Linked DNA regions of Mus musculus: regions 2 and 3 are each linked to region 1. Evidence: chromatin loops called from intact Hi-C (ENCODE). Cell type or tissue: heart. All regions are shown on one strand. Links, peaks and the distances in the headings refer to the core of each region. The heading gives the core; the rest is flanking DNA.

Evidence for each region. A loop is a pair of places that touch in the nucleus more often than their neighbours do. Peaks named below come from ENCODE experiments on the same cell type or tissue, not always from the same donor. Only the 100,000 strongest peaks of a DNase experiment are listed, where the experiment ranks them.
Region 2: it touches region 1 in a loop (4-fold over the local background); 16 of 42 quality-filtered maps call a loop at or near these places.
Region 3: a loop joins it to region 1, with 9 times the contacts of the local background. A loop is called at or near these places in 37 of 42 quality-filtered maps.

Annotation. Positions count from the first base shown.
Region 1 is chr4:123,079,781-123,085,600 of GRCm38, forward strand. It overlaps Gm12923 (a long non-coding RNA gene), which reads right to left. Exons shown (of 4, transcript XR_868093.2): 3 at 2,573-3,135; 4 at 1,039-1,599. It overlaps Gm46868 (a long non-coding RNA gene), which reads left to right and starts at 1,150. Exons shown (of 3, transcript XR_003955102.1): 1 at 1,150-2,893; 2 at 3,619-3,800. In heart, for the core only: a CTCF peak has its summit at 3,298 (motif pointing left); no DNase peak of the experiment used is centred there; H3K27me3 peaks cover 2,437 bases.
Region 2 is chr4:122,805,804-122,811,149 of GRCm38, forward strand. No RefSeq gene overlaps it. Among named protein-coding and RNA genes, the nearest start is that of Ppt1, 28 kb to the right of the region's middle. In heart, for the core only: a CTCF peak has its summit at 2,516 (motif pointing right); a DNase peak (open chromatin) is centred at 2,518.
Region 3 is chr4:122,992,168-122,997,513 of GRCm38, forward strand. It overlaps Mycl (v-myc avian myelocytomatosis viral oncogene lung carcinoma derived), which reads left to right and starts at 3,764. Exons shown (of 3, transcript NM_001303121.1): 1 at 3,764-3,983; 2 at 4,347-4,851. The coding sequence starts at 3,903. In heart, for the core only: CTCF peaks have their summits at 3,309 (motif pointing right) and 5,153; a DNase peak (open chromatin) is centred at 3,494; H3K4me3 peaks cover 2,204 bases; H3K27ac peaks cover 1,668 bases; H3K27me3 peaks cover 1,853 bases.

The sequences.
Region 1 (5,820 bases), core at 457-5,456:
GGCTCAGTGGAGGAAAGGGACACAGTGATACAGTATTCAGGAAGGATCTCAGGAAGACCGAGGGTCAAGAAGTTTGTGCTCCCTCCAAAGAACCCTGGGTTCCATGAGAGCTACTTTGTTTCCTTCCAAGGACAGGGCTCTGGATGACTTACCTTGGTCGCTGTCTTCAGACACACCAGAAGACAACATCAGATGCCCATTACAGATGGCTGTGAGACACCATGTGGTTGCTGGGAATTGAACCCAGGACCTCTGGAAGAGAAGTCAGTGCTCTTAACCACTGAGCCATCTCTCCAGCCTTTTTTTTTTTTTTTTTTTTTTTTTTTTTTTTTAAAGATTTAGCTCCCACCTCTTGAAGGTTCTGTTTCTGCAGCTCACCTGACCTGAGTACCCAGAGCTGTGTTGGGCTATGTGTTCAGAGACACAGAGGATCTGCCAAGAGCCATGAGAACACGGTGGCAGTTCAGGGAAATGCCATCAGGAGATATCGAGAGACAGAGAGACAGAGGAGTGTCCCAACTAGGCTCAATGACTTATAAGACCCTGGCTCTTCAGCTATTGATTTCGTTCAGAAGGGAAAGGTACTTGCCACCAAGCTTGGTGGCCTGTTTGATGCCAGAATCCCAAATGGTGGAGAGGACTGACTCCCTCAAGTTGTCCACAGACTTCCACATCTACAACAGTAGAGTCACAGCCAGAGCCTCCACAGCTCTTCATGTCCCAAGACTTGGTTCTGAGAGAGGTCTGGGCAAACCTATCCAATCCTCCTGATAACCTAAGTTACAAACAAGACACAAATGAAGCACCAGAAGTTAAGTCATTTGTTCCTGTCTGGCAGGTAACACATGGTGGGGCTGAGGTTCCATTTTATTGAACAAGAGTACACACAACAGACACACTCTCTTAAAAAATTATATATATATATGTATATATATATATATATATATATATATATATATATATATATATATATATATATATATTCCCTTAGGAGAATTCTGTTTTAAATGCCAAAACCTTAGTCAGTCTTTTTGTTTAGACTTGGAGTCCCTGCCAGAGTTGTGGGCTGGGTGAGCTGGGAGCCAGCCTACTCTGTCTTCCTTACACACCCTGCCTCTCACTTTGCCGGGTCTGGCAGTGGAAGCGCGGGAAACTGCTACCGAGCCAGGTACAGGGCTTGGCGGCAAAACTGCCTGTGGGGCGGGAGGCCAGAGCCGCACCCTGGCACCTGGCAGGCAGCCGAGCTCCACCGTTGAGAAAAGACTTGCTACAAAGGAGGCCTCCCGCCAAGCTGGCCGCCTTCTTCTCCCTGCCCACCCTCAGCTGAGGAACCTGACCTCAGGGCAGGCTAGGTCAGGTCCTTACCCGGCCTAGGGAGGCTGTCAATCGTCCTTGAGGTCATACCCAGCCTGGGGTGCTTCCCTGACTGCCCAAGGTAGGTATCTGGGTACTTAAGAGGCAATGTTACCACAGATCCAGAGGACTCTGGGGGTTCTGAGCTTCCCATTTCTGTCCCCTCCTCCAGGGTATCCAGGCTTCATAGTGTCACCGACCTCGTGACAAGTCGTTGTCCGAAGTGCAGACTAGACAGATCTGGGTCTATGATGAAAAACACAAATTCAGGTTCAACAAAAAGCGGGCGTTTGGGAGAGGAAACCTGGACCAAGGGGGCGTGGTTGATTGTAAAGTCAGCATGGGTTCTGAGGCTGGGATAGCTAGCTTAGTTGTGGTCCAGCACCTGGAGGTCCACAAAGGGGAGACAGAGCCACTTGTGTAGGACCAGATTCTGCCTCCCCTTTAGCAAGGGCTCAAGGCCTGTGTCTAGACAACAGACCATCTCAATGGGGCTCTTTTATTCAGATAGGGCTGGTCCCAGCCCAGGCTAGGCTGGCATCAAGCCTCACTTCAGTCCAGGCATAGGGGCTGCTGAGGCCATAGTGGCAGCTACCTACAGGGACTCAGGAGGAGCAAGTACTTCCTCTAGGTGGGTGCAGCCCACTCCAGGACCCTCAGCTGTGCCAAGGAGGGCAAGGGGCGGAGCTGAACCTCAAGGCCCATTCAATCCTCATCTTTGGGACTTTGTTGCAGATCTATCTTGCACTGCCTCGTACAGGGTCAGTGTCTATAAAGGATGCTAAAACATGAATGTGGGCTCCTGCCCTCTGACCCTGATATTCCCAAAGCAGGACAAAAGGAGGCCAATGCAGAAGTGACCTCTGACCTTACCAGCTCAGATCAACTTCACTCAGAGAGATTTAGGAGTGCTAAGCCTCTCCCACCCCATGCTAATACCAATGGGCAGGAGCCTTTTCCCCAGCAGAGCCAGCTAAGCCTGCAGTAGGCTCTGACTGAGAGGTAATCCTAAGGCTCCCCCCAAGGCAGGATACGTTCTGGAGCATGCCTTGACCAGTCTTGTGGGACTTTTGTATGGAAGATAAACAAATCCTGATCAGGCAGGAGTGCCACAAGCCATACTCCCAGGAATGCCCTTCGGGGTCACTGCTCTGGGCCCTATCTGGGGATTCTGGTAGCCTTTTCCTGGCCTGCCTTAGTTTCTGCTTGTTCTACTCACCCGTCATTTACATCAGAAGGTCCAGCTGTGGCACTCATCAGGGCCATCATAGGGCCAGGCACAGAGGCCAGTCTGCACAGACGCCCAGCGAGGTGTGTAGCCCAGGGCTGCCCATCCCCAGCTTCAGCGATGCAGTTGTGAACGACGTGACAGACACCTGCCTGAGTGACGGCACTGTGTGGCACTTCTGATGATAGCAGCAGCACTGTAGCAGCCACATCCTGTGAGGTCCATGCCTGGTGCTTCAGTCCTCGTCATTGTGACTCAGAACGGGCCCTGTCCCGGGTTCTCAGAAACTTGATTATAATGAGCCTCACTCAGGTAATGGCCGCTCTGCCCTTTCTGTCTGCTGGGCAGTGTGGACTGTGGAGCGCCTCCATGTCTGTGGAGATACAGGATGGGCTCAGAATCCTTGAGCCCTGTGACTTCTCGCCTTCCTTGAGATGCTGAGCTCAGGCAGGGGACGAAGCTGCTGCCCGTGTGAGGGCGCTGGCCCCATTTCTGCCTGTGATTGGTCCGGTAGCCTGGGCCAGTGACTGTTCCTCTCTGGGCCTCAGTTTATCCTGTGGCAAAATGAAAAAAAAAAAAAAAAAAAAAAAAAAAAAAAAAAACAGTAGGTCAAACCATTTGATCGGCAAACCCTCTTGCCACAAAGAAAGGCTCAGGGAAGTTCAAGAACACCTAGGCCTGTCTGAATTTCTGGCCTCTTTCTGCCCCCTGGCGGCCACAAGTAGACTAGCACCCAGGGGAGAGGGCAGCCGAACACTTGACTGTTGGGGCTTGGGGACTCAGTGTGATCTCTAAGGCTGCCTCCCCTCTGTTAAACGATAATATTTGTTTTTGTTTTTGTTTTTGTTTTTTGCTTTTCGAGACAGGGTTTCTCTGTGTAGCTCTACCTGTCCTGGAACTCACTCTGTAGACAGGCTGGCCTCGAACTCAGAAATCCACCTGCCTCTGCCTCCCAAGTGCTGGGATTAAAGGCGTGCGCCACCACCGCCCGGCTGATAATTTTATTTTTGTTTTAAACTTTTTATTGGAAACGATAGTTCTAAGACTACCAACGTCATCAGAATGTGCTGAGGAGTAAATTTTAGAGAACCTGTGAAGCATGCTGAATCATAACTTGGAAAGCACCCATGGTCCCCGTTATCAGCACCTCTGCTTCTCCTTGATCCCCAGACCGGAGAACTCCTCTTGATGGCTCTCCTCGTGCAACCTTTCTGCTAAGGTCAGCATTTATGTTCTTTCCTCTGAGTTTCACCACCTTCTCCCCAGCCCCACCCCTACCCCTACGCCTCTAGCACCTACCTCCAGTTCCACAACCTACTTCCCAACATTTCAATTCCCCTATTTCAAGACGCCTAAGGCCACTCCCCTCCATCCTGCCCTCCGGGCTCTGACTTCCACATCTGCCTTTCTGAACCTTGAATTCGTGTGTGTGTGTGTGTGTGTGTGTGTGTGTGTGTGTGTGTGTGTGTGTATGAATGTGTGAGAGAGAGTGTGTGTGTGTGAATATGTGTGTAAATATGTTGTGTGAATGAGTATGTATGTGTGTGAGTATGTATGTATGTGTGTGAATGTATGTGTGGGTATGTGTGTGTGAATATGTGTATGAGTTGTGTGTATGTGTGTGTGAGTGTGTGTATGTATGTGTGAATATGTGTGAGTATGTGAATATGTGTCTGTATGTGTGTGTGAATATGTGTATGTGTAAATATGTGTGTGTGTGTATGTATATGTAAATATGTGTGTGAGTGTATGTGTGTGTATATGTATGTGAATATGTATGTGTGTGTGTGTGTGTTGGTAGTAACGCATGCTTATCTGGGAGACGTTGGAAGCAAGAGGTCAAGGGCAATAGGGGCAATGGTGTTGCTGGTGTCAGATCTGTGTGTGTCTGGCTTTTCCCCAGTGCCACCAGCCTTAGTCTACTGTCGCAGCCCTGGGATTACAAGCACACACCACAACACATCTTGCTTGACCTTATTTTAAGATTTTACATTTTATTTATATATTTATTTAGGCTTCTGAGACAGGGTTTCTCTAAATAGCCTTGGCTTGTAGAGGGCACAGGGTCTTACAGGGAGCATGAGAGAACGCAGGTGAAACGATGCCTGTTCCCCAGGAAGGTGAGAGTGTGTGCTTCGTAACCAGGTGATCTCTGCTGTTCTGTGGTGCCAGCCCTCACTGAATCCCCGACCTTACCTGAGCACTGCTTCTCAGTCAATAGAACCTATGCTTATGAGAAAGTTCCCCTGCACTTTGCTTATTACAAACCTTCCTCCTTAGACCCTTATCTTAAACACTGTTTCTCAGGCAATAGAACCCATGCTTGTGGAAGAGGTAATAGGTACTTTACAAAAGAGATGTACTTTGCAAAGGAATTTCAATGTAGCCGTGTCTTAAGCTTTTGTTGTGAGAAAAACACGTGAGAAAAAAATTGTCAGTTTTACTGTGTTTGAATATCTAAAAAATAAGTCCCTCAAGGTCAGACTCGAGAAGTTTCAACCAGCCTGGCTAGGCCATGCTGAACAGAGTTTCTTTGCAGGGACCTGCACCTTGACTGTCCTGGAACTCACTATGTAGATCACGGTGGCCTTGAACTCATAGAGATCCTCCTGCCTCTGCCTCCCAAGTTGATCGTCATGCCAGGTGATTATACAGTTCTTTCCTTTTGCTAACGTGACGTATTGTGGGTTTTTTAAAACTCGGTTTCTATGTATTGTTGCATGTGAACACGTATGTGACAGAGCTTGCACGTGGAGGTCAGAGGACAGCCTTGTGGAGTCTTACCTCTTTCTCTACATTTTGCTTGTTTGTTCTGTTTTTCAAGACAGGGTTTCTCTGTATAGCCCTGGCTGTCCTGGAACTTGTTCTGTAGACCAGGCTGGCCTCGAACTCAGAGACCCACTAGCCTCTGCTTCCTGGGATGAAAGGTGGGCGCCACTACAGCCCAGTGCCTCCTCTTCCACCTTTAAGTGGGCTCTGGAGATTAAGCTCCAGTCCTTAAGCCTGTAAGGCAAATGTACTGCCTTACCAGCCAAGCTTAGTTGTGTGTTGGTTTTGGTTTTGGTTTTGGTTTTGGTTTTGGTTTTGGTTTTGGTTTTGGTTTTGGTTTTGGTTTTGGTTTTGGTTTTGGTTTTGGTTTTGGTTTTGGTTTTGGTTTTGGTTTTGAGATGTGGGGGAGAACATGTCTTACTCTGTTGTTTCAGCTTCTTGAGTGCTGGGTTCACAGGAGTGAGCCATTA
Region 2 (5,346 bases), core at 347-5,346, 270 kb before region 1:
CTTAGAACATGAGCCACTGAAGTTCTGTTTAGGAAATTTCCCCCTCTGCCAATGAGTTCAAGGCTCTTTTCCACTTTCTCTTCTATTAAATTCAGTGTATCTGGTTTTATGTTAAGGTCCTTGATCCACTTGGACTTGAGCTTTGTACAAGGTGACAAAAATAGGTCTATTTTCATTCTTCTATATACTGACAGCCAGTTAGACCAGCACCATTTATTGAAGATGATTTCTTTTTTCCATTGTATATTTTTGGCATCTTTGTCAAAGATCAAGTGACCATAAGTGTGTGGTTTTATTTCTGGGTCCTCAATTCTATTCCATTGATCAACATGTCTGTCTCTGTACCAAAACCATGCAGTTTTTATCACTATTGCTCTGTAGTAAAGCTTGAGGTCAGGGATAGTGATTCCCGCAGCTGTTCTTTTATTATTAAGAATTTTTTTTGCTATTCCAGGTTTTTTGCCTTTCCAGATGAATTTGAAGATTGCTCTTTCCATGTCTTTGAAGAATTGTGTTGGGATTTTGATGGGGATTGCATTGAATCTATAGATTTGGTAGGATGTCCATTTTTATTATGTTAATTCTGCCAATCCATGAATATGGGAGATCTCTCTATTTTCTGAGATCTTTTTCGATTTCTTTCTTGAGAGAGTTGAAGTTATTGTCAGTCAGGTCTTTCACTTGTTTGGTTAGAGTTATCCCAAGATATTTATACTATTTGTGGCTAATGTGAAGGGAATTATTTCCCTAATTTCTTTCTCAGCCCATTTATCCTTTCTATAAAGGAAGGCTACTGATTTATTTTATTGTACTCAATCCACTAGAAATTGATCAGAGCCATAAAATAGACTCAGAAGCTGAACTGTGACCCTGAGTCAGAGTTTAAGCTTGAAATACACAAACATCTATGCCAAGTTATCTCATGATTTAAGAATAGGTGACTTCTTTGGAACATATCTTTGTGGTACACTTATCCTGCTCCCACTGGCTGGGTTATCAAGCTGTGTTGGTTTGAATATGCTTGACCCAGAGAGTGGCACTATTAGGAGGTGTGGCCTTGTTGGAGGAAATGTGTCACTGTAGGTGTGGGTTTTGAGACCCTCCACAATTTGTTCCTGGCTTCTTTTGGATGAAGATGTAAAACTCTCAGATCCTCCTGTGACATGCCTGCCTGGACACTGCCATTCTCCTTACCTTATGATACTGGGATGAACCTCTGAATCCTGTAAGTCAGGATTATAAAGGATTAATGATGTCCTTTATAAGACTTGCATTGGTCATGGTGTCTGTTCACAGCAATAAAACCCTAACTAAGACAACAGATATGGAAGGATGATTTGCCTTGCAGTCTCATTTCAGCTTGCCAACTGTGATTTCAACTACCCACAGTAATGTCTCTTTCTACCAAGCAGGATATCTGTTATCCAGGGACGTCTTGGAACTTAAAATGTATTTGACTCCTATTCAAAATGGAAGTTCTATTCAAAAATGGCTTCAGTTTGGTTCCATTGTACATAGCCATCAGAGAAATGCAAGTCAAAACTACTCTGAGATTTCATCTTACACCTGTCAGAATGACCAAGATCAATAACATAAGTGACAACTTATGCTATCAAGGATGTGGAGCAAGGGGAACACTCCTTCATTGCTGGTAGGTCACAGCCACTATGGAAATCAATATGGTTGTTTCTCAGAAAAAATTGGGAATCAATCTACCTCAAGACCCAGATTTACCTCTCTTAGGCACATACACAAAAGATGTCCCATCCTACCCCACTCTCACTTGCTTAGCTATGTTTATAGAAGCTTTATTCCTAATAGCCAGAAACTGGAAACAACCTAGATGCCCCTCAAACAGAAGAATGGATAAAGAAAACGTGGTATGCTTACACAATGGAGTGTTACTCAGCTGTTAGAGAAAAAATGACATTATAAAAATTTTAAGCTAATGGATGGAACTAAAACATCCAGAGTGAGGTGACCCAGACCCAGGAAGACAAACGTGATTTTGATTCACAAGTGGATATTAGCTGTTAAATAAAATATAATCACACTACAATCCACAGACCCAGAGAGTCTAAGTAACAAGGCTAGGGGGATGCAGGGTTCTCCCTGGGGAGGAAAAATATAATTTGTGGATAGACTTGGTGGGTGGGGACGGAAACAGGAGGGAATTGGGTGAGGAAGTGAGGGACAGAGGAAGGAGTACAGGAAAAGATTACCAGAATACTGAAACATTTCTAGGAACACAGCAGAAACTTCCTTCACCCATGAAGATGACCCTAGCAAGGACTCCTAGTAATGGAGTATATGAAGCCTGAATCATCCATCTTTGATAACCTAGCAGGCTTCCAGTGGCAGGACCCAGGCACCAATCCAGCCATAAAACCTTCAACCCATAAATAAACACAGCATGTATGCACAGCATGTATGTACCCGTCCTGCCTGCAAGATCGTGGCTCAAAGCTTGTGAGAGTGGCCAACCAAAGACTGGTATAACCAGGCCCAAGCCACAAGAGGGAGCCCGTGCCCAACATTGCCTGGATTCCAGGAACTGGAAACTGAATGTTTGGCTCAGATACCTAGAGTAGAACCAAACACAATTGAAAAGGGAGAAAAAAGTCACTGAAATGATTCCTAATGATGTTCATACATTGGTGCCTAGCCCAATTGACATCAGAGAGGCTCCTTCCAGCAGCTTACGGGAGCAGATGCAGAGACCCACTCAAACATTAGCTGGAGCTCAGGGAAACCTGTAGAAGAGGAGAAGGAAGGATTATAAGAGCCAGAAGGGTTGAGGACTCCAGGAAAACACAGTCCACAGAATCAACTAAGCAGGGCTCATAGGGGCTCACAGAGACTGCAGTGGCAATCACAGAGCCTACACTAGGTCTGTGCTAGGTCCTCTGCATACATGCTGTGTTTATTTAACTTGGGTTTTTTTGTAGGGCTCCTAACAGAGGGAGAAGGGATATCAGTGACTCTTTGCCAGCTCTTGGGACCCTTTTCCTCCTATGAGTTGCTTCGTCCAGCCTTGATATGGGTGTTTGTGCCTAGTCTTATTGCATCTTGCTATGCTGAGTTCAGCTGGTATCACTGAGAAGCCAGCTGGTATCACTGGGAAGCCTGCTCTTTCCTGAAGAGAAATGGAGAATGGATCTGGGAGAGGGCAGGCTGCCATTGGGATGTATTGTATGAAAGAATACATTTAAAAATAAATGTTTGTTTTCAGGCCAGACTTGATGGTGCATGCCTTTAATTGCAGACTAGGGAGGCAGTGGCTGGCAGATCTCTGTGAGTTTGAAGGCAACCTGATCTACAGAGTGAGTTCCAAGACAGTCAGGGCTGTTACACAGAGAAACACAAATAATAACAATAATAACAATAACAATAATAATAATAATAAAATATATTTTCTTTTGGGGTTTTTTTTTGGTGTATTGCCTGCATATATAACTGCACACCATGTGTGTGTATAGTGCTCGGGGGAGGCTAGATGAAGAAGTTGGATCCCTAGAACTGATGTTGCATTCATGTGGGTGCTGAAAATTGAACCAGGGATATCTGGAAGAGTGGTTAGAGCTCTTAACTACCAAGGCATCTCTTCAGCCCTTGATTTTTGCGGGGTGTTGGTTAGTTAGGTGGGTGGGTGGGTGGTTGGTTGGTTTTGAGGCTGGCCTGGTACAAATTGGCGTCAAACTTACAGAAACCCTATTTTTTTTTCTGTCTCCTAACTGCTGAGATTACAAACAGATAGCATCACCCTGGCCTAAAATTAACCGGTGTGTGTGTGTGTGTGTGTGTGTGTGTGTGTGTGTGTGTGTGTGTGTAGTGTATGTGCACGTGTGCAAGTGTGCTCTGCTGTTTCCATGCAGAGGCTAGAGGACATCAGGTGTTCCACTCTATCATACTCTACCTAATTCTCTTGAATCTGGAGCAGGCTGGTGGCCAGCAAGCCATGTGTGTGTAGACCACATGCAGCTTTTATGTAGATTCTGCAGGTCCTGTGCTAGCTTAGGAATCACTCTTAACTATTTCTTAGTGTATTACTCAGAGGTATTGACTCCATGTTATTGTTTTAAATTTTATTTTTATTATTTTTAGTTATGTGTAGCTGTATGTGTCTGTGTGGGAGTGAGCAAATATGTGTTCGGGTGCTCACAGAAACCAGGGTGTCAGATCCCCTGAAGCTAGAGTGGCAGGTGGGTGTGAGCCACCTGACATGGGTGCTGGGAACTGAACTATGGTCTCCTGGAAGAGCAGTTGGTGCTCTTAACTGCTGAGACATCTCTTCAGCTCTTGAGTCCACATTGTACAACTGTCACCACCATCCACCTCCAGGGTCCTTCTTGCCAAACTCAAACTCAGTACCCACTTACGATAACTAGTTTTGGTACAAGCTAGAGACATCTGAGAGGAAACATCAACTGAGTATATGCCCCCATCAGATCAGGCTGCAAACAAGCCTGTAGGACATTTTCTTAGTGATTGACATTGGAGGGCCCAGCCACCCTGGGCTGGTGGTCCTGTGTTCGATAACAAAACAGACTGAGCAAGCCATGGAAATCAAACCAGTAAGCAGCACTCATCCATGGCCTCTGCATCAGCTCCTGCCTCCAAGTTCCTGCCCTATTTGAGTTTCTGCCTTCACTTCCTTCAGTGACAATAGAACTATAAGTAAGGTTAACTCTTTCTTCTCCAAGCTGCTTTTGGTCATCACAGCAATTATCACCCTAACACTCCACTAAACAATGACTCCTTATTCCCTGTAATGGTTAATACTGATTGTCAACTCGTCAGAATCTAAATTCAGCTAGGAGACAAACATCTTGGCATGCCTGAGATGGTTTTTAGACTGAGCATACTGAGGTTGGGAGACTTGCCTTAAATGTCGATGGCACCATTTCATGGGCTCGGGAAAGGAGAAAAAAAACCTGAGCAACAGCCTTCATCGTTCTCTTTGCTTCCTGGCTGTGGATGCAATGGAACAACCTGACTCAAGCTCCTGCCACCACGCTTGTCCTGCCGTGACGGACTGTACCCTCACACTGTGAGCCAAGAGGCCAAGTGTGGTAGTGTACATCTTAAATCCCAACACTCAAAAGGCAGAGGCAGGAAGAGCTCTATGAGTTCAAGCCAGCTGGGTCTACATAGTGAGTTCCAGAGCTGTATAGTGAGACTGTCGACAGACAGGCAGACAGACTGATTGGAGTCATGAGTCAAAATAAATCCTTCCTCCTTGTTTTTCTCAGGTATTTTTTCAAGCAATGAGAAAAGTAACTGACGCCCTCCACCTCTCCGTCCTCCCTGGCAATCACCATTCTATCTACTTCCTGTCTTTATAAT
Region 3 (5,346 bases), core at 347-5,346, 88 kb before region 1:
AGAGTGAGACCCTGTCTTAAAGCAAAACAACAACAAAATTAGTGAATGATAGATAATTTCAGTACTTGGGAGGTTGGAACAGAAGGACTGACAGAAGTTCAAGGTCAGCTTGGGTTAAATAAGACCCCGTTTTAAAAACAAACAAAACACCCACCTAGGCAAATAAATAACATTTTTTTAAATGCAGTTAATGCCAGCACTTGGGAGGCGGAGACAAAAGGATCAGGAGTTCAAGGCAGATTTAATTACATAGTGGGTTCAAAGGACACCCTGTGATAGATGAGTCTCTGTCTCAAAGACATAAAAACAAAACACCAGAGCCAGTGAGATGGCTCAGTGGGTAAAAACTCCTACTGCAAAACCTGGTGACCAGAGTTCAATTCTCAGAACCCACACGGTGAAAGAAGAGTACTGTCTCCTACAAGTTGTCTTCTGATCTCCACATACCCTCAGCACACATACAGACACACATACAGACACACACACACTATGTGTGTATCTGTGTGTGTGTGTATATATATATATATATATACACATACATACATACATATATATACTATGTACGTATATGTATGTATAATATATATATAATGTGTATATATAGTGAATGTATGGATATATATGTATGTGTGTGTGTGTATGAATTAGAACATAACAACAACAAAACTGCAGATAATTTAGATGTCTCTAGAGTAGCATTTGTTACCTTGGTCAATTTATCACCATTCTGGGTCCAGACATTAACTCAGAAACCACAGTTGTCAGTCCTAAAAGCTACAGTGTCTCCTCGGAACAGACAGACACACATTAACCAGGCTCATGAGACCGCTATTTCAAATCAGATGCCAATTCATTAATTTACAAGGGGAAGTGAGGTTTTGGAGCACGTTGGATTTCTCTGTTGCTGAGTGCATTCTCTCTCTGTAGGTGGGGTTACATGGGATGCAAAACGGCTTTCAGAGAACTGCTGAGCGAGCCAGTGTAGGTAAGGTGGGGGATGAACTGGCTGGCTTCAAGGAATGATGCCTCCATCTTCCCTGTCTCCGGATCAGCTTTTTGCACCCAGCGAGATCTTGATAGTGTTCACTGCTGGTGATTACCATGGCAGCTCTCCATAATTTCTGCCTTTCTCTGAGGCCCACACCTTTGGCCTAATGCCAATACTTTCTTAGTTATATTAATACTTTTGGTCTGGGGATATGGCTCAGGGGTAGAGCCTTTGCCCAAGCCTATATCAGACTCTAGGTTCAATTTCCACCCCTGAAGAAAAATCGTTTTAGTCTTTTTGTTTGGTTTGGTTTGGTTTTATTTTTGGCTTCTGGGGGAGGGGGTTGTTTGGTTTTTGGTTTTGGTTTTTTGGGTTTGTTTGTTTGTTTTTGTTGGGTTTTTGCTTTGTTTGGTTTTGTTTTTCAAGACAGGGGTGATCTGTGTAGCCCTGGCTGTCCTGGAACTCACTCTGTAGACCAGGCTGGCCTCGAACTCAGAAATCTGCCTGCCTCTGCCTCCCGAGTGCTGGGATTAAAGGCGTGTGCCACCACTGCCCTGCCGTCATTTTAGTCTTGAGACGGGGTTGCAACAAGTTGGCCAGTGCTCAAATGATCCTCCTGTAGTTTGCATCCCAAGTAGCTACAATTACAGGTGTATGCCATTGTGTCCTTACTACATTAGAATATTTAATCAGGGAATAGTCTAGATGGTCTCCAGTGGGGAATTGGAACACCCTTGTATTATAGCATTAGAAGGTTGTATTGGGGCTGGAGAGATGGCTCAGCGGTTAAGAGCACTGACTGCTCTTCCAAAGGTCCCGAGTTCAAATCCCAGCAACCACATGGTGGCTCACAACCATCTGCAATGAGATCTGATACCCTCTTCTGGTGTGTCTGAAGACAGCTACAGTGTACTCATATATAATAATAAATAAATCTTTAAAAAGAAGAAGAAGAAGGAGAAGAAGAAGAAGATTGTATTGGGAATACAGGCATGAGCCATCATACCTGGCCTTAGTGAGGTCAGTCTGGGCAACAGAGTGAGAATCTGTTTCAAAAAAAAAAAAAAAAGAACAAAATGAACAACTCAGGTAGGCCTATTTTCCAAATATAGATTCCAAGCCTCCTGTGAATTCTATGCAACAATATCTCCCTTAAAAGTTATTTTCCTGCTTACATTGGTTTCTGTTATTGTGACCAAGACCCCGGAAAGTGCAGCAACCACCACAGACATCTGCATGCCTGACAACAAGACCCTGAAAGGGAGTCTAATCCCTCTGCACCAAGGCTGCAACCAAATCAGGAGCCTTTTCTGGGCCTCCCAGTACAGCACAGAGCAGGGCATACAGGCCGTCTCAATAAAATCTGGTTGGCTAGGTCACTCAGGAAGCCAGTGCGTAAATATTGCCAGAAGTCATTCTAGGTGCAGGGACTACAAAGCGAGCCAATTCCTGCTTTCAAGGATGTCCTACACACACCTTAGACACAACAAATGGAAAATGGAGAGTCACACACACCCCCTGTCTTCTCACCCAACTCGTGGGTCATCTCACACCTCCCTGGCCCAAAACAACGGGACGTGTTTATCCTTCTGGCTTCAGTCTGTTAGGATGGCAACAGCCTGTAGTTCTGAGTAGTTAGACAAAAAGAGTAGGAGGAAGAGAAGGATGGCAGACAACCAGACACCAGACCTTGATGCCAGGTGTAGGATTCTAGATGAATTGGCTGCTATCCTAAGTTACCTTCCTTGGACCTAAATTAGTTAGTCTTTTCCTTTCTCAGAAGGTAGCCTGTTTATGATAACACAAAGGAAATATATATATATCTCCATCGTCTCGGCCAGGGATGTCATGCAAAACTTCAAACACTTTGATCCCACAGCTAGGAAGCACAAAACAGGGGCCTGAATGAAGTTTCCACACCCCTACACTCCTATCTCTAAAACAGCCGTTAGGAGAGTTTTGTGTGGAGGATGAATTCTGGGAGGCAGGGCTGTGAAGGAAGGGTCAAGTGTCAGCTATGACCTGGGGGATGACAGAGGTCTCACTACCCTCCCCAGGGATAAAGCTGCTGTTGTTCGAATTCTCTCATGTCCTTTCCTAAGGTGCTCTATCTTTTTAGTAAACAAATTCAGCCCGGCGATCCTGTGAAGTCATTACCATTCCTTCATTTCACAAGTAAAATTGGGGCTCCGAGGGATTATATATACTGCAGGCTTTCTAGCTCGGAATCTTCACTGCTATTCAAGGTTTAAGCCACTGAGCTAAAGAATGGGCTAATGGTTACTGAAGCAATGGGTTGAAGAAGCCTGGGTTCAGGGCCGAGGGCCACCAGGTGGCGCGGTGGAGGTGCAGTGTGTGCCCCACCATCACCACCACCACCTCCTCTGTCATGGGTGGGACGCACCTGAACCTGGTGGGGCGCGCCCCGGGAAGTAGACTAGCAGGGTGGGGCAGGGAGCAGCTCTAGTCCTTGGCTCTGAGTAGGCGCGGAGCGCCGCTTTAGTTAAGTCGCTTGGACCGCGGGAGCCTCTCGAACAGTCACGCCTCCACCAGGAGACTGCGGGGCTGCATCAGCTCTTCTGCTCTGCGCTCCCCAGCGTACAATTTATTAGGGAGCTTCAAGGGATAGAATAGAAACGACCAGTTCAGCCAGGAGGTGGGGCCGGCCCCACCTGTCGCCAGCGGAGAGAGGGGCGGGAGGGGGAGGGGCTTGTCTCCTAGGGACCACCCCCCCTCCTGGTCCCCAAGCCCCGGGCACGCGACGAGATATAAAGCAGTCGGGAAACAATGCGCCTGCAGATCGCGCTCCCGCGTCGATCCCGGGAGCGTCCTGGCTGCCGTGTGCGAGCGAGGCGGGGGGCGCGCGCACGGGGGGCGCGCTCGTGAGTGCGGGGCCGCGCGCTCGGTGGCGCGCATGTGTGTGTGTGCGGGCTGCCGGGCTTCCCCGAGCCGGCGGGGAGCCGCTCCGCTCCAGGTGGCGGGCGGCGGGAGCGAGGTGAGGCTGCGGGTGGCCCGGGCAGGGGTCCCCAGGGGACTGGCGGGCTGCAAGGCTGCAGACTGCCTTCGAGACAGCGCGCCCCCGCCCGGCCCTGCTGTGCCCCCGGAGCTGAGCTCCGGGCGGTGCTGGCAAAGTTTGCTTTGAACTCGCTCCCCTCAGCCTGGTCGGCCCGTTGCGAGCTGCCCTGAGCGAGCTGACCCCAGGCCAGGCTTCCCAGGAGCAGGGACCAGGGCGCGGGCTGCAAGCTGGTGGGCCTGGGGAGAGACCAGAGCCCCGCAGCCAGCTGCAGCGAGGGACTCGGAGCCGCCTCTTCCCTCGGCGGGCACCGCAGTCAGCTCGTCTCCCCCTTCCCTCCCGCAGGGAGCGGACATGGACTTCGACTCGTATCAGCACTATTTCTACGACTATGACTGCGGAGAGGATTTCTACCGCTCCACGGCGCCCAGCGAGGACATCTGGAAGAAATTCGAGCTGGTGCCGTCGCCCCCCACGTCGCCGCCCTGGGGCTCCGGTCCCGGCGCCGTGGACCCAGCCTCTGGGATTAATCCCGGGGAGCCGTGGCCTGGAGGGGGTGCCGGGGACGAGGCGGAATCTCGGGGCCATTCGAAAGCCTGGGGCAGGAATTATGCTTCCATCATTCGCCGTGACTGCATGTGGAGCGGCTTCTCCGCCCGAGAACGGCTGGAGAGAGTGGTGAGCGACAGGCTGGCCCCAGGCGCGCCCCGGGGGAACCCGCCCAAAGCGCCCGCTACCCCGGACGGCACTCCTAGTCTGGAAGCCAGTAACCCGGCGCCCGCCACCCAATGTCAGCTGGGCGAGCCCAAGACTCAGGCCTGCTCCGGGTCCGAGAGCCCCAGCGATTCTGGTAAGGACCACCCGGGGGCTAGCTAAGAGGGAGGCACCCCTTGGGTGGCCAGAGCTCTATCTACCGCTGTTTGAAATCAGGCATTAGATCTTAAACCTTCCCATCACCTCCCCATTTTCTGACTGAAGCTGTCGGTGTAGCCCCCAGCTGTGTCTGTCTGGCACGTGGGTGTGTTGGTAAACAGTTTGGAGAAGTGGGGAGGGAGCCAGCGTCCCTCTGATGGTGATTGGAGCCCCAGGGGACCAGGGCGACTTGGTGAGGGTTGGCGCTTAGAGAGGACAATACTCGGGTTGGACTGTAGGGGATTTCTGTCCTTGGGAGGTTGAAAGGGTTCCCTTAAGAGTCACTCCAAGCTTGAAGCTTTTTTGTTGCTGCCTCTTTCCCTGGGAAACTCACACTTCCCTAAGGGAGAAAAGACTGAGATACCTTTTGAGCAGAACCAAAAGCCTTCCTCCACTCGAAAACCTCCATCTCCCGCCTGCTGCACTTTAAATT